Regions from separate parts of the Homo sapiens genome. Here region 2 is linked to region 1. A link is a loop called in an ENCODE intact Hi-C map of the cell type or tissue named here. Cell type or tissue: B cell. All regions are shown on one strand. Each heading gives the region's core, and the rest is flanking DNA. Links, peaks and the distances in the headings are about the cores only.

The links. Peaks named below come from ENCODE experiments on the same cell type or tissue, not always from the same donor. Only the 100,000 strongest peaks of a DNase experiment are listed, where the experiment ranks them.
Region 2: a loop joins it to region 1, with 3 times the contacts of the local background. A loop is called at or near these places in 4 of 110 quality-filtered maps.

The regions. Positions count from the first base shown.
Region 1 is chr20:32,533,169-32,540,160 of GRCh38, reverse strand. The region is part of intron 1 of NOL4L (nucleolar protein 4 like); the gene reads left to right. LOC105372592 (a long non-coding RNA gene) reads right to left here and starts at 3,568. Exons shown (of 3, transcript XR_007067563.1): 1 at 3,530-3,568; 2 at 2,625-2,700. RefSeq lists enhancers at 506-1,477, 2,449-3,420, 5,241-5,535 and silencers at 3,061-3,170, 3,601-3,980. In B cell, for the core only: no CTCF peak of the experiment used is centred there; DNase peaks (open chromatin) are centred at 2,900, 3,620 and 4,610; H3K4me3 peaks cover 2,375 bases; H3K27ac peaks cover 1,913 bases.
Region 2 is chr20:32,624,121-32,631,112 of GRCh38, reverse strand. No RefSeq gene overlaps it. Among named protein-coding and RNA genes, the nearest start is that of NOL4L-DT, 40 kb to the right of the region's middle. RefSeq lists a silencer at 3,721-3,790. In B cell, for the core only: no CTCF peak of the experiment used is centred there; DNase peaks (open chromatin) are centred at 3,272 and 3,782; H3K4me3 peaks cover 980 bases; H3K27ac peaks cover 463 bases; H3K27me3 peaks cover 526 bases.

The DNA of each region.
Region 1 (6,992 bases), core at 2,417-4,916:
ACAGGCACGTGCAGAGGCGAAGGGGTCAGAGTCCCCAGCCTCCCCTGCCCAGCCCAGCAGACAGACCGGCAAATGGAAAAAAATGTTCACACCCGAGGCAAGCTGGTGGCTGCCCCACCAGAGACTGCTCTGTGCACAGAAAACAAGTTCTTCTGGTATCAGCTTGGCAGGAAGTGGCTTTTGGGTGGCAGGAAGCTGGATTCAGCTCATATCAGCCCCGGCCGAGGGGCAGGAGAGCAGTTATCTGGGGTTAAACAGAGTTACTGAGAAGTGGAGCCCCCAACACACCATGCCCGATAGAGTTGAGGGCACAGCCTACCCCTGGTGGCCCTTTGGAATGATGGGTGGGCGGTCTTGTAAAGATGAGCCTCAGGCCCCAGACAGAGCTCATTGTCCACCTCTCATTTACTCCCATTTAGAAGATATGCAGACTGAGACTCTGAGAGGCAATGACTTTTCCAAGATCACCAGTTAAGAAGAGAGACAGAAGGGAAAAAGACCGCAAGAAATTTACATCTAGAGACGAAAAAGCCAGGACAGAAGAACAAAGAGAAGAGGAGCGATGGGACAGGATGGAGCTAGGAGTCACATGAATGCAGACAGCAGTGAGGCTGCACCATGGGAAGGCCTGTGTGTGCCCACCATGTGCAAGGTCATCACGTGGACGTCACAGCTGACCTTGAGATCCTGAACCCATTTCCCAAATGAGGGGAGTGAGACTCAGAGAGCCTCACTGGCTGAGTGAGGCCTGGAATCCAGTTCTGATTCCAAAGCCCAGGTTCTCTCACGTCATGCCCCCGTGCCCAACTTCCAGGGAAGGGAAGTGGCTGTTCTAAAACAGACACCCAGTTCCACTAGCTGCTTGCCTGGGTGCTCGATTGAGGAATTCACTCAGCTGGCCCATGGAGAGCCAGGGTTCAAACCTAGGCAGGATGGCTGCAGAACTCACGTGCTTAACCACGTGACAGGGTGTGCCCAGTGCTTTGCTGGAGCAGGCAGAGAAAGCCATGGCCCTGCCCTTGGGCTGGGACCCAGAGGGTCCAGCCACTGGAACAAAGCCCTGCAGCTGGCAAGAAACTGAGTCTCCCAACGCCCAGCCCTAGACACTCTGTGCCGCCCCCCACCCCACCCCACCCCCACTGGAGCCCCTGGGCACTGGGCTCTGGTCCTTCTGCTCTCATCCCAAAAGCAGCTCTCAAGCTGTTCCCTGGCTGAGATGCTGATTTGAAGCTCGGTTTGCATGTCGTTTGCACATTACTCAGTGTATGTCAGAAGGTACGAACATCTCCCTTTCCGGGAGAGGGCTGCCGGGCCCCCCTGCCCTCCTCCAGACAGCAAAAATGCCAGCCGGCTAGACGGGAGCGACGCCCTGGCCTCTGACGGCACCCGCCTGCCGCTGCCTCCCCCATTCCCTCCTGGAGCCAAATTTAGGCAGCTCTGCTACTGAGAGATGGGGAGAGCGGAGGCAGGAAACGGTGAGGTTGGAGGCAGCCTGGCCTTGGCCCTCCCAGAGTGGAGCAGCCCCAGGGGTGCCCCTGTCCCTAAAGCTCTGGGTGCAGTCTCCCCCCACCCCTCCTCTCACTGGAATGCTGGCGGGGTTGGGGAACGCTGGGTTCTCAGCTGCAGCCCAGGGTGCTGGCTACCCCAGCCATGAAGGAGGAGGGAGGGAGGGAGGGAGGGAGGGAGGGAGGGAGGGAGCGAGGGAGGGAGGGAGGAGGTCATGGCCGGGGCAGTGGGGAAGGGATCAGATAGCCTCCTCCTGCCCCAGACACCCGCCGCCACTGGGGACACAGAGCCGGTTCTGCTTCTTGGACACTTCCTGCCCCTCCTTGGTGTGCACCCCCCAACCCTGGGCCTGATTGTGGGTGGGGGGCAGGGGACACAGCCAGGCCTGAGGGGACTGAACCCTCCCTGCCCCCCAAAGGCTCTCCCAGGCCATCTCTGACTCAGGCCAGCCTCGCACCTGAATGGTCTTGGTTCACCTACCTGGGAAATGGAAGGGGTGGCCTAGAATGACTTCCAAGCAGCTGCCTGCACTGACAGTAGGAGCTTTTGGGAGGCCTGACAGAAATGAGGGTTGTGGGCTGGGTGTGGTGGCTCATGCCTGTCATCCCAGCACTTTTGGAGGCCGAGGCAGTGGGATCACTTGAGGCCAGGAGTTCGAGACCAGCCTGGCCAACATAGGGAAACCCTGTCTCTATTAAAACTGCAAAAATTAGCCAGGCATGGTGGTGTGTGTCTGTAATCCCAGCTACTCGGGAGGCTGTAGCAGGAGAATCGCTTGAACCCAGGAGCCGGAGGTTGCAGTGAGCCGAGATGGTGCCATTGCACTCCCTCCTGGGCTACAGAGCAAGATTCCGTCTCCAAAAAAAAAAAAAAAGAAACGCGGGTTGTGGCAGTGGCTTTAGGCCTAGAAACTTCTTCGATTTCTCAGGTATGGCTAGGAGAGGCAGCTACTCACGATGCTGGGACAGAACCTGCGTGGGCTGAACTGAGGAAAGGAAGAAGAGGTGTGTGCTGGATTTCAGCCACCACGAATCCAGGGGTGGGACTAATGGAGCCCAGTAGTTGGTATCCTGGGGTCTGACTCCCTGGATTTGAACCCCAGCTCTGTCACTCTGTACCTTGTGACTGTGGGCAAATCGCTTCAGCTCTTCTGTGCCTTTGCTTCCTCACCCTGGGACAACAGATCTCTCGTTGCTGTTGCGAAAGTGAAACGAGGCCGTGAGTGCTTGGCACACAGTAGGTGCACCGCGACGCCAGCCACCAGTGTGACTGTTTTGTCTCCCAGGACGGTTAGGAGGCCCCGGAGCCACAGCAGATGTGGATGTGGACGCGGTGGGAGGCGCAGTATCTTGGTTGTTAAATGGGCACGGGGATGGGGGGTTCAAGTCTGCGTGACCCTGGGCAAATGGCCACACCCCGCTGCGCCTTGGGCGGGGAGCAGCAGAGGCACTGACCGCGGAGGGTCTGTGAGGACTACGGGAGATCAGGCTTGGCACGGCGCCTGGCACATAGCGGGCGCTCCCTGAAGGAGAGCTGGCAAGATCGAATGGTACCGCCCTGCACAAAGGACAGGTGGGCAGCGTCCCGGGGGGGCGGGGCAGGGCAGGTGCGCCGGGAGCCGGTTGGCGGGGCCGGAAGGGGGACGCGAGGCCGGCGGGCGCGCGCGCAGCAGGTGCGCGTGGGGTGGGCGGGGCCCGCGCGGGCGCGGTCTCCAGGTGAGCGGGCGCGCGCCTAGAGGCTGGAGACAGGGGGAGGCCAGCCGCCCTGGCCCGCCGCAGCCGAGCGTCCCTGTGTCTTTAACGCCCCCGTTCCTGCGTGTCCCCCCCCCGCCCCGTTGGTGCGCCCCCCCCCCCCCACTCCCAGCCGGGCTGCAGCCGCGGAGCCGTCCCCCCTGCACTGACAGCTGGTATCTAATTACTGTGTGAGAATGGAAAGTCAGGCTGTCCCAGCTCCGGGGAGAGGGGATTAACGTCTCCTGCAGAATACACTTCCTCTGGTGGGTTGCCATGGTTACTCTCATTACCTGCCTGCCCGCGAGGAGCCCGCGCGAGCCGCTCCAGCAGGCCCTCCGAACCCAGCCCGGCGCGCGCGCGCCTTCCCGCCCCTCCCCGCCGGGGCGCACGCGCCTGCGCCGTGAAGAGAGCGCGGCCGCCTCGCCCCCGCCCCTGCCCCCCGCCCGAGCAGCTGTCAGCGGCGCGCGCGGCCAGCTCGGCCCCAGCGCGCGCTGTCAACAGTCATTAGCGCGGCCCACTCCCCTCCCCCTCCAGCCCCACCTCTTCCCCCGGCCCTGGGTGGGGCCCGCACCTGGGGCTCTCCGCTCGTTAGCGCGCCCAGGGCGCCTCCTCGGCCCGAGAGGGACCCGCCCGCGGGGCCTGGCTGGCTCAGGGCTACCTCCTTCCGCCTAGGACCCCCCCTTCGGTGACTCCCGATTCCCTGTCCTAGGCTGCGGTGCCCCGGGAGGCGGGTCGCCAGAGTAGCAGACAGAGCTCTTTAATGGGTGTCTTCTAGGGCGGGTGCTGTTTGTGCATCATTTGGGTTCCCACACACTTCCTATGAGGTGGCGAAAGCCATTATGCCTATGGTGTCTGCTCACACAGGGGGAAACTGAGGCCCAGGCAGGACAGCCCCTTGCCTGGGGTGGGGGCTGGGTTGTCCTTAGGCCTGTGACTTCACCTCTACAGCACCCTCCTGTGGACCCTCTCCCTGCCCCCGCCAGGCCAGAGTCCTGCAGCCAGGCCCAGACCCTGGCCTGTCCGTCCGGGGATGCTGGACAGTACTCCTCCCTCCAGCCCTCATAAGTCATTGTCATTCGGATCTGCATTTCCCCAGCCCCTCTCCTTCTAACTGGGGGGCACTGTGGCCCACTGTGCCCCTTTCTCTTCCCATTCCTTCCCCCTACACCCATTCCAGACATCCCAGAGTTAACAAAACCCAAAAGAAAGAGAAAAAAGACTCAGAGCTGCTTGGAGGAGATGACATCCTCAAATGTAGCGCCGTTGTTTGAGGGGCTGGTCCCAGGCACCTTTCTCTGTGGCCTGGGGTGTGCGTTTTGGTCCCCAGCGTGATTTGAAAGAAGATGGAGGTTCAGCGAAGCAGAAAGGAGGTCTTGGAATATGTGAGGCCTGTTCCAGATGGCAGGTGCGACTCGGTGGTGGCGGTGGCGGCGGCAGCTACGCGCTAACAGTTGGAGATTGTGCACAAGGGTGGAGAAGAGGCAGGTGCTATATTGAGTCCTCAGCGCCTTGTTTATGTATTTATTTATTTATGGGGAGAGTGTGGTCCCATCCCTCTGCCCCATCCAGGCCTACGAAGCTCAATGGAACTTTGGGTCCTAAAATTCTGGGGTAAATTCCTATTTTGGAGGGTTTTTTTTTTTTTTTCAATTTCCAGTCCCCAGTAGGTAGTATTCAGAACCGAGAGAAATTAAAATACTGCCTTTGTCCCAGTGAAGCAATACCCTCTCTTCAATCACCTGATTGCCCTTTACAAATTATGACAGCTTCTCTTGGGGATGCTGAAGAGAGGGTTTCTGGGTGTTTGGGTGATGGTCTTCATTCTGGTTTTCTTTTCTTTTTGTTCTCTTAGTTTAGTGTGGTTTTCAATTTCCTCTCCACCTCCTCCTTCCTTTCCCTGTGGGGCCCCTTTGCAGGAGACTGACTCCTCCCCCTTGCTTCTTTTTTCAGCCCCACCAGGAGCTGAAATGAGACTTTACAGGAATCCCCCCAGAAGCTTCTAAAACTCCAGTTCTGGCTGACTTTTTTTTTTTTTTTTTTGAGATGGGGTCTCACTGTGTCACCCAGGCTGGAGTTTAGTGGTACGGTCATGACTCACTGCAGCCTACACCTCCCCAGGCTCAAGTGATCCTCCCACCTCAGCTTCCTGAGTACCTGGGACTACAGTCGAATGCCGCCACGCCCAGCTAGGTTTTTTGCATTTTCTGTAGAGACCTCCTGGCGGCGGGGGGTGGGGGGAGTGGGGGTCACCGTATTGCCCAGGCTGGTCTTGAACTCCTGAGCTCAAGCGATCCTCCCACCTCTGTCTCCCAAAGTGCTGGGATTAGAGGCGTGAGCCATTGCACCCAGCCCTGACTGAATTTATTAAGGCTGGGTTTTGGGGACAGGAGGAATGGCATGATTGCAGAAGTTGGGAAGAGCATGCTAGTAATTAATATGCAGGGTAATTTTTGTCTGTGATCTCAGCCACTTTGATGGCCTGGATGGGATGGAGCGGCATCCTCACATTTGCCTGTGCAATCAGCCCCCTGAAGTCCTGGGCTCCCTCCCACGTGGTAGCCAAAGATTTGCTTCCTTTGGGGTGGGCTCTACTGGCTGACTTTCTCGTCCAATAGCAATCTCGTTGATTTTTATTCCTTGTCAAGAGCTGGATCCGAAATGCACCAGAAGGCCTATCCTAAGGCCTTTCTCTGTGGTTTTTTCTTCTACCATCGGAGAAACCCAGTTGAGAAATGTCTCCGCTATTTAGCCGCATCCTCTCAACCATGGCCTCGTCGTTGCTGGAAGGCACACTCTACTAATATAGTGATGGTGGCACACTAAATGGCACCCTGGTGGCCTAAAACTGTGATCCCACCTTGATAAGTATGTAACTTATTACCAGCAAGTGACTTCGAAGCTCTAATGGAGATGACAGAACTGCAATCCATTAGCAACTGGACCTCACTTCACCATCAGGGGCAGGGGTCCATTTAATTGGCTCATGTGGGGAGACAGGCAAGATTCAGTCCGATTCAGGAGCTCCCTGAGGTCGCCCCGGCAGGAGCCTGTCTAATGGCCTGGTAAGACATGCCGATCCCCCTCTTAGGTCTGCAGCCTGGGAATTAGCATGCTGAGCATTCAGATCCATCTGAGGAAAACGAGGAAGCCAGAAAGGACCTGCCAAGGGATGCCCTGCTTAAGTATTTATTAACTTTGCCAGGGAGGACTTAAAAATCTGATGTCAGGATGCAGGGCGTTCCTGCTCTTTCTATCCATAATCCACATTAAGTCTCTGGGCAGATGTGTTGAATTTATACTAATGTTGCCCAATAAGATTCTTTTGTTCTCACCATTAGGAAAATTGGCCTTCATCGGAAATGAAAATATTAATATATTAGGCCAGGAAGCACAGAGCATGTCTATATTTAATGAGCCAATACCTGTTTTCCTACAGTTACCTCCCTGGCTCAATCATGGAGACATTCTGATCAGCAGTTCTCAAAATCTGTCTTGCATCAGAATCATCTGGGGGGGCCTGTTAAAACCCCCAGCACATCAGATTTGGTAGGTTTAAGGTGGAACCTGAAAATGTGCATTTCTAACAAGTTCCCAGGTGATGCCAATGCTGCTGGTCTAAGGACCATTGCTGTAATATTTTGAAATATCAGATGTATTTAAGTAGACATTTGGTGATTTTGTCAATGACTTGCCACCTAGCTTTTCATTTAGAACCCAAATGGGCTGGTGTTAAGGGAGCTGGTGATGTCCAAG
Region 2 (6,992 bases), core at 2,336-4,835, 91 kb before region 1:
CTGAGCTCAAATGATCCTTCTGCCTTGGCCTCCCAAAGTGCTGGGATTACAGGTGTGAGCCACCGCACCCGGGCTATTTTTTTTTCCCCTCCCTCCCTTCCTCCCTTCCTTCCTCCCTTCCTTCCTTCCTTTCCTCTTTTCTTTTTTTCAAACAGGGTCTCACTCTGTTCCCCAGGCTGGAGTGCAGTGGTGTGATCTCGGCTCACTGCACCCTTGCTTTCCCAGGCCCAAGTAATCTTTTTACCACAGCCTCCAGGTAGCTGGGACTACAGGCACACACCACCAGGCCTGGCTAATTTTTGTATTTTTTTTTTTTTGTAGAGATGGGGGGTCTCACCGTGTTGTCCAGGCTGGCCTCAAACTCCTGGGCTCAAGTGATCTGCCCGTCTCGGCCTCCCAAAGTGCTGGGATTACAGGCGTGAGCCACCGCGCCCGGCCAATGCCTTCTTTTTCACTGAACAACGTGTCATGGACATTTCTGAGTCAGTGCATACAGACCTGCCTCCTCCTCCGTGCTGTGCAGTGTTCTGTGTGTGAGCTGGTCCATCCTTTATTTGCCCTCTGGCCTATAAATGGACATTTCCATTATTTCACTCCCACACACAGCCCTGAACAGGCCTCACTGTGCACTCCAGCAGTTTCTCCAAGATAGGTACCCAGCTGAACCCCTGGCACTACTGAAGAGGACGGGTACCAAATTTGTGATCGGTATTATATAAAAACTTGCCTTCTGGGAAGTCCAAACTAAGCTCTCCTTACTCTTGGACTTCCAATCACTCTGTTGGGTTGGCTTTTAAAGCTGGGCCAAGGAGAACTTTTCAACCATCTTGGCTTGCCCTGTTGGTGGGTGGGAGACAGGGTCCCCGGCCTGGGGCAATTTCAGGGAGAAGGGGAAGAACTCCCCCAGTCCCCAAATTTCTCTCCCATCTAAATGCCCCCCGACCTGAAAATGGAGATAATAATAGACCTTCCCTCACAGAGTCTTTCTGGGGACGCTGTGAAAAACAGCCAGGATGGAGATCTGGTGCAGAGGGACAAGGACAATAACAGTCGTAGTGCGACGTCCGGAAGCCTCGCCACGCCGCCCGGAAGCTTCGCCACGCTCCAGGCACTCTTTGAAGGCCCCACCACCATCTTCTCCCTTATGGTGCCTGGCACCCACCATTGTGGTCACTTGCACTAATGCGAGTCCTACCAGTGGCTGGTGCTGGTTCTCACATGCTCCTCTGCATCACACCTGATCCACATCACTCTAACCCAGTGGCCTGTGAGTTCCCATGGCTGACATTAGCTGCAGGGCTGGCCCAGAGCTCTCTTCCAAATTTGCATTCAGAATCCTTCCCCAAAATACCCAATTAAAACCCCAGATGCTGTGTGGACAGCTGGATCCAAAAAGAGCTCTGGGATCAGTGGGACTTACTTACCCAGTCTCAGCTACTCCAAGATCTGGGAAACAGTGGGTTCTTTGGGCCTGGGCCAGGCCAGAGCCTCAGTTTCCCCATCTGTAAGATAGAGGTGGTTGCAGTCAGACTGGATAATTCCAAAGTGCAGTTTTGTTTGTCTCAGACCTCCTGCCCCACCCTCTCCAGCTTATATTCTCAGAAAACATGGTGCTAAAAGGAATGGCCCCGTCTTGGCTCCTATTAGCCTCTGTCTCAGGAGGACAGGGGAGCCCAGGACCAGGGAATCAGTCGGAAGTTCAAGTTCTACTCCTGACTTCAAGTTCTACTCTCCGCCTTCTAGCTGCAGCCCCAGGTGATGTTTGCAAAGGCCCCTGTAACTTAGTGGGTGCTTAGTCATGGTCCCTCCCCTTTCCATGCCTGGGCAGATCTCTGAGCCTCACTTCTCTGAGCCTCAGTTTCCTCACCTCTGCAATGGCTGTGCCTCCCTGCCTGGCCCAGTGCCAGGGCTGTTTGAAGCTAGCAGAGGATGCTGGATGGAAAGAGCTTTTCAGGTAGAAAACCGTGTGCTGTTGGGAAGATTTATTGCTGGGACTGAAAGTGGGAGGTCCAAAGGCCATTGAGGCTGAGACAGTCCCTACCCAGAAGGCTGTGCCAGGGACCAGGCTGCTCTCCCTCCACCCGCACTAGCTGAGCAGAAGGCCTTCTCCCCGAGGCCCTAATGTCTGGTGGTGAGCAGGGGCCGGGCTCTCTTTCAACAGATATTTACCCTTTTATTTTAGAGTGTCTGTCCCCCAAGCAGGGCCCTGGTCAGCGGCTCGATGACCAAGGTCTGGGGAGGGGCACAGGCAGCCTGAATCCTTCCCTTGCTCTCATCCCCCATGTCCTGTGGATTCTCCTTCATTTTCCTCTCTCACCTGCAGCTCCAGGGGACCCTTGCCTCGCCCGTGGCCCCTTGCTGCTCCCGCCACCTTGTCCCCCTCCTTTGTGCTGCCTCCACTTCCACTCTGGCCACCAGGATTCTCTCTGTGTGTGTGTGTGTGTGTGTGTGTGTGTGTGTGTGTGTGTGTGTGTGTGTGTGTTTGAGATGGAGTCTTGCTCTGTTGCCCAGGCTGGAGTGTAGTGGTGTGATCCCAGCTCACCGGGAGACTCTCCCGTGTTCAAGCGATTCTCCTGCCTCAGCCTCCCGAGTAGCTGGGATTACAGGCACATACTGCCACGCCCAACTAATTTTGTATTTTAGTAGAGATGGGGTTTTGCCATGTTGGCCAGGCTGGTCTCGAACTGACCTCAAGCGATCCACCCGCCTCGGCCTCCCAAAGTGTTGGGATTACAGGCGTGAGTCAGCGTGCCCGGCCTCGGGATTCTTTGGAAAATAACATCTGAGCGGTATCTCCTGCCGAGTGCCAGCCTGTGCAGGGCCCTGAGGGGCAGTGGAGCCAAAAGGAGAAGAGACGGCATCCCTGTGCTCTGCACCCTGCTGACCCCCGGCCACTGCTCCCTAGCCCATGTCCTGCTGGGGCGCACCCCACATTCTACCACACAAATCTGTTCCAGCGCCAGACCACACTTCCTCTCTCTCCCCTTGGTGCCTCCCCTCCCCAGCCTAGACCCCTTCCTTTCCCTCCCGCCCTGACGCATCCTGCTTCCAGGCTGGGCGAGGGGAGTCCTGGTCTGTGTTTTCTCGATCGAGTTAGCTACTCAAAATCATATCTGTGTGTCTCCTGAGGGGGTCCGCAAGCCCCACAGGCAGAGGCACACCTGCGTCACAGTGGGGGCCCTGAGCTCAGCCCTAAGTGGCTCCTGAAATGCTCTCTCGAGGCCTGAATGAATCTCCTCCCCCGGCCACCCGGGGCAGTTGGGAGTGTGAGACCTCAGGCTTGGCCCGGCAGAGCTATATTTAGACACCAGGGCCAAGGCGAGCTTCTGAGGCTGAGGAGGTGGCGGGGCCCACAGTGGGGCCCCAGGGGAACCGCCTCATCGAGGGGACCGTCCCTAGGTGACAGGCCAGAGCCCATTCTGGCTGCTTTGGCTTCCACTGCCCCCAAAACGGCAGAGGAAGGATTCTGTTTGAACAAAGGAGGTTCTCTGGCTGGTTTGGTGTGTGTATTATAGCTGGAAAAAATAAGTTCTGGGCCGGCCGGTCAGCTCCAAGGGTGGCCCAGGGCTGGGGGGCCAGGGCGAAAGTGGGGGTTTCCTGGCCAGCCCCTGGGCTGGCTCCTGTCTGCTGCAGCAGCCTGCATGGCTGTCCTCCCCACTGTACCTCGGGCAGGCATCGTGCCAGGCCAGGGTGCGGCTGCCCGGCGGGTGAGGAGGGGCTGCCCTGGCCCCGCTGCTCGCTGCCCGGCTCTTGGGGCGGGCTGGAGGCAGGATGGATGTTCGCAATAATTACCCAGCTGCAGCTTCCCCAGAGCTGCCGCCATAGCAACGGTGCCGGGCGCCCCAGCCGGCCAAGTGGCAGGAGGGGGATGTGGGCACTGTGGGCAGGTCGGGGAGTGGGGTGGCACGAGCCCCAGGCACAGCCCCACTGGCTCCCTTTGTCAGCTCCCTCACTGGCCCACCCCTTCCCCGGAGGCCGGGGGAGGGGGGCTTTGTCTGGGCATAGGGAGGTTGGCACAGCCCAGGAGAGGCTCCGGCAGACGCCCCATTCCCACTGCCAGGGCCCATGTGGCAAGGGGAAGCAGGTGTCAGGAGGGCTGGGAGCGCTCAGGGTCCCCATGGCTCAGGGTTCAGTGGAGGGTGTGCTGTGCCCCACCTGGTGGCCCCCACACACCCCGGGTCCCCTGGTCTCATTGTGCACAGTGCTGTCTTCTTTCTCTAGAAGGGAGTGTGTGGGCACTGGGCACTCCCCAGGGAGGACTCCACTCACCCTGCCTTGCAGGGGTCCTCTTGGAGCAGGCCTTGGGCAGAACTGGCTTTGGGTGGGGCTTTACCTGTGGGGGAGGCCCTGGGGACCCCCATAATCCTGCCCTCATGGTACCCGTCCCCTCTCTCTGTACTTGGAAGCCCTGACAGTCCCTCCCTCCTGTGAACATTCAGTCTGATGAAGAGACTGTGGTTAGCTCCATTTTCCAGATGGGGAGACTGAGGCCAGAAAGGTCTAGGACTTGTTTGGGATCACAGAGCTCAAGTCTGTGGAGCCCCAACCCCGTCCAGTGTTGCCACCATGGTCATCTGGCAGCACAGCCTAGTGGTGACCGAAGAGTGCAGGGCCTGCAACCCAGGGGCCTGGCCAGCCTTGCCCAGCTTCAGTTTTCTCCTCTGTAAGATGGGGATGGAACTGGAGCTCTCTGTATGGGGTTGTTGCGTGGATTCGAGGAAACTGCACGGAAGGCGAAACGCCTGGCACGTGGGCAGTGTTAGCTGCTGCTGTTGTTGTTGGAAATATTATTTTTTATTATTGTTGTTACAACACGTGGGGGCGGACCTCGATGCTCACCAAGGTCCCTTTTGGCTCTGGTCTCCTGGGGCGCTCCGGGTGGGCGCTAGTCACCACAGGCATGCTGGGAAGTGGGAAGCTCGCAGCCTACTGAGAAGGTGGGTGTTAATCCCCTGATCCCACAAGTGCGTCTGGGCGTGGGCTGGGTGAGAATGAGGTAGGAGACACAGGACTGAGGCGGAACCCGCGCTGTGGGGGTGAGACCCTGTTTATACAGAGTGATAGGGGCCTGTCCTGGGGGTCGTCCTGGAAAGGTCAGAAGAAGGGCGTTCTAGAAGGTGGTCTTGCTTGAGGAACCAAAGGGGAGCCAGAGTCCTGGAGCACAGGGAGGGACAGAAAGGGACAGGGAGACTGAGGGTGGAGCGGTCCACTGGGGAGGACTGGGTTCCTGGGGCTTCGAGGGCCACCCATGGAGGACAGGGTTGTTTTTGAGACAGTCTTCCTCTGTCACTTAGGCTGCAGTGCAGTGGCACGATCTCGGCTCACTGCAACCTCAACTTTCTGGGCTCAAGTGATCCTCCCGCCTCAGCCTCTCAGATAGCTGGGACTACAGGTGTGCGCCACCACACCTGGCTAATTTTTGTATTTTTTTTTGAAATGGGGTTTTGCCATGTTGCTCAGGCTGGTCTCGAACTCCCGGACTCAAGCGATCCTCCCACCTCGACCTCCCAAAATACTTGACTGCACCTGGCCGAGAGATTTTGGAGTGATTCTAGAAGCTGGGGAAAGCTAGCAAGGGGCTTTAAATAGAGTAGGTCAGTATGCATGTGTTGAATGAATGGGTGAATGAACAAATGATTGAATGAAAGCTTTATTCTGCCTTGGCCAACCACAGAGCCTCTCTCCCTCCACCTTTCCCTCCTTCCTGTCTCATACCCCTTCCCTCATCACCCCAGCCCTCCCTGGCTGGCTCAGTTTTGTCATTTATAGCCACTGCCCCTAGGAACCCACAGTCATATGGTGGAAGACTGACAAGTAAAGGGAAGAATTCTAGTGCAGCAATCTGGCCAATATGGAGGAGGGTTCTGAGAAAGGACAGCTGACACCAGGCCAGTCAGGGCATTGCCTGAGAGGGGTGTTGAAGGATTAATAGGAGTTCACTAGGCTGCCGAGGCAGAGGACGCAGCATCTGCATAGGCTCCGCAGAGTATGCTGTGGGAGATTTTTAGTCGTTTCATGGGGTAGTGACAAATAAGGATAGCTACATTTATTGAGCACCCACTGTATATCCTAGTCCAGTGCTACACACATGAGATTATTGGAATCGCACAATTGAAACCCTGCTCCCCTTGTGGCAGAGACCTATTTCACTTTCATGGATGAGAAATCAAGGTTCAGATAAGTTAAGTAACTTGCCCAAGGTCACACAGCAACTACAAAGCCTATGCTCTTAATGACCCAGGGGGTGGTAAGGGGTGGGTTGGAGAGACAGGCCAAGCTGGAACAGGAAGGATCCTGAAGGCCAGACTAGGGTGTCAAGACCTAATCCTGGGGCCACCAGAGGCCCATGGTAGGGTTTTGAGTAAGGGCAGGAGGTCTGGCCTGTGTTTGAGACAAAGACTCTGTGGCCTATTTGGAGGGTGTACAGGGTAGCTGAGACTAGCCTGGAGGCTACTGCAATAGTCCAGGCGAGGGCTGACCCCAAGGGGGACATGCTTGGTGAAGGGGAGGAAGGGATGTCTTTAGGGGAGACAGTGAGACAAATGCAAGACCAGGGGAGTGGGCTGAGGCCACTGGTTGAAGTGCAGATCAAGATCAGAGTTCGGGTCCGATAAGTCTAACAGGGAGTTCGGCTCCGATGAGTCTAATAGGGAGTTGATGCTCTTTCCTGCTTTCCAGCCAGTTACTATTTCCTTGATATGTAAAAGACCACATTTTCTGGTCGAGCATGGTGGCGGGTGCCTGTAATCCCAGGTACCCAGGAGGCTGAGGCAGGAGAATCGCTTGAACCCGGGAGGTGGGGGTGTAGTGAGCTAAGATCGTCCAAACTGCCCTCCAGCCTAGGGGAGAGAGGAAGACTCGGTCTCAAAAAAAAAAAAGACTTCACATTTTCTCCTTTGTAAAATTATAGGCATTTTTTAAAAGGTAAGTGGGAGAGGGAGGGTAGTTCTTAACCCACAGTAGAGGGAGGGTAGTTCTTAACCCACAGTGGC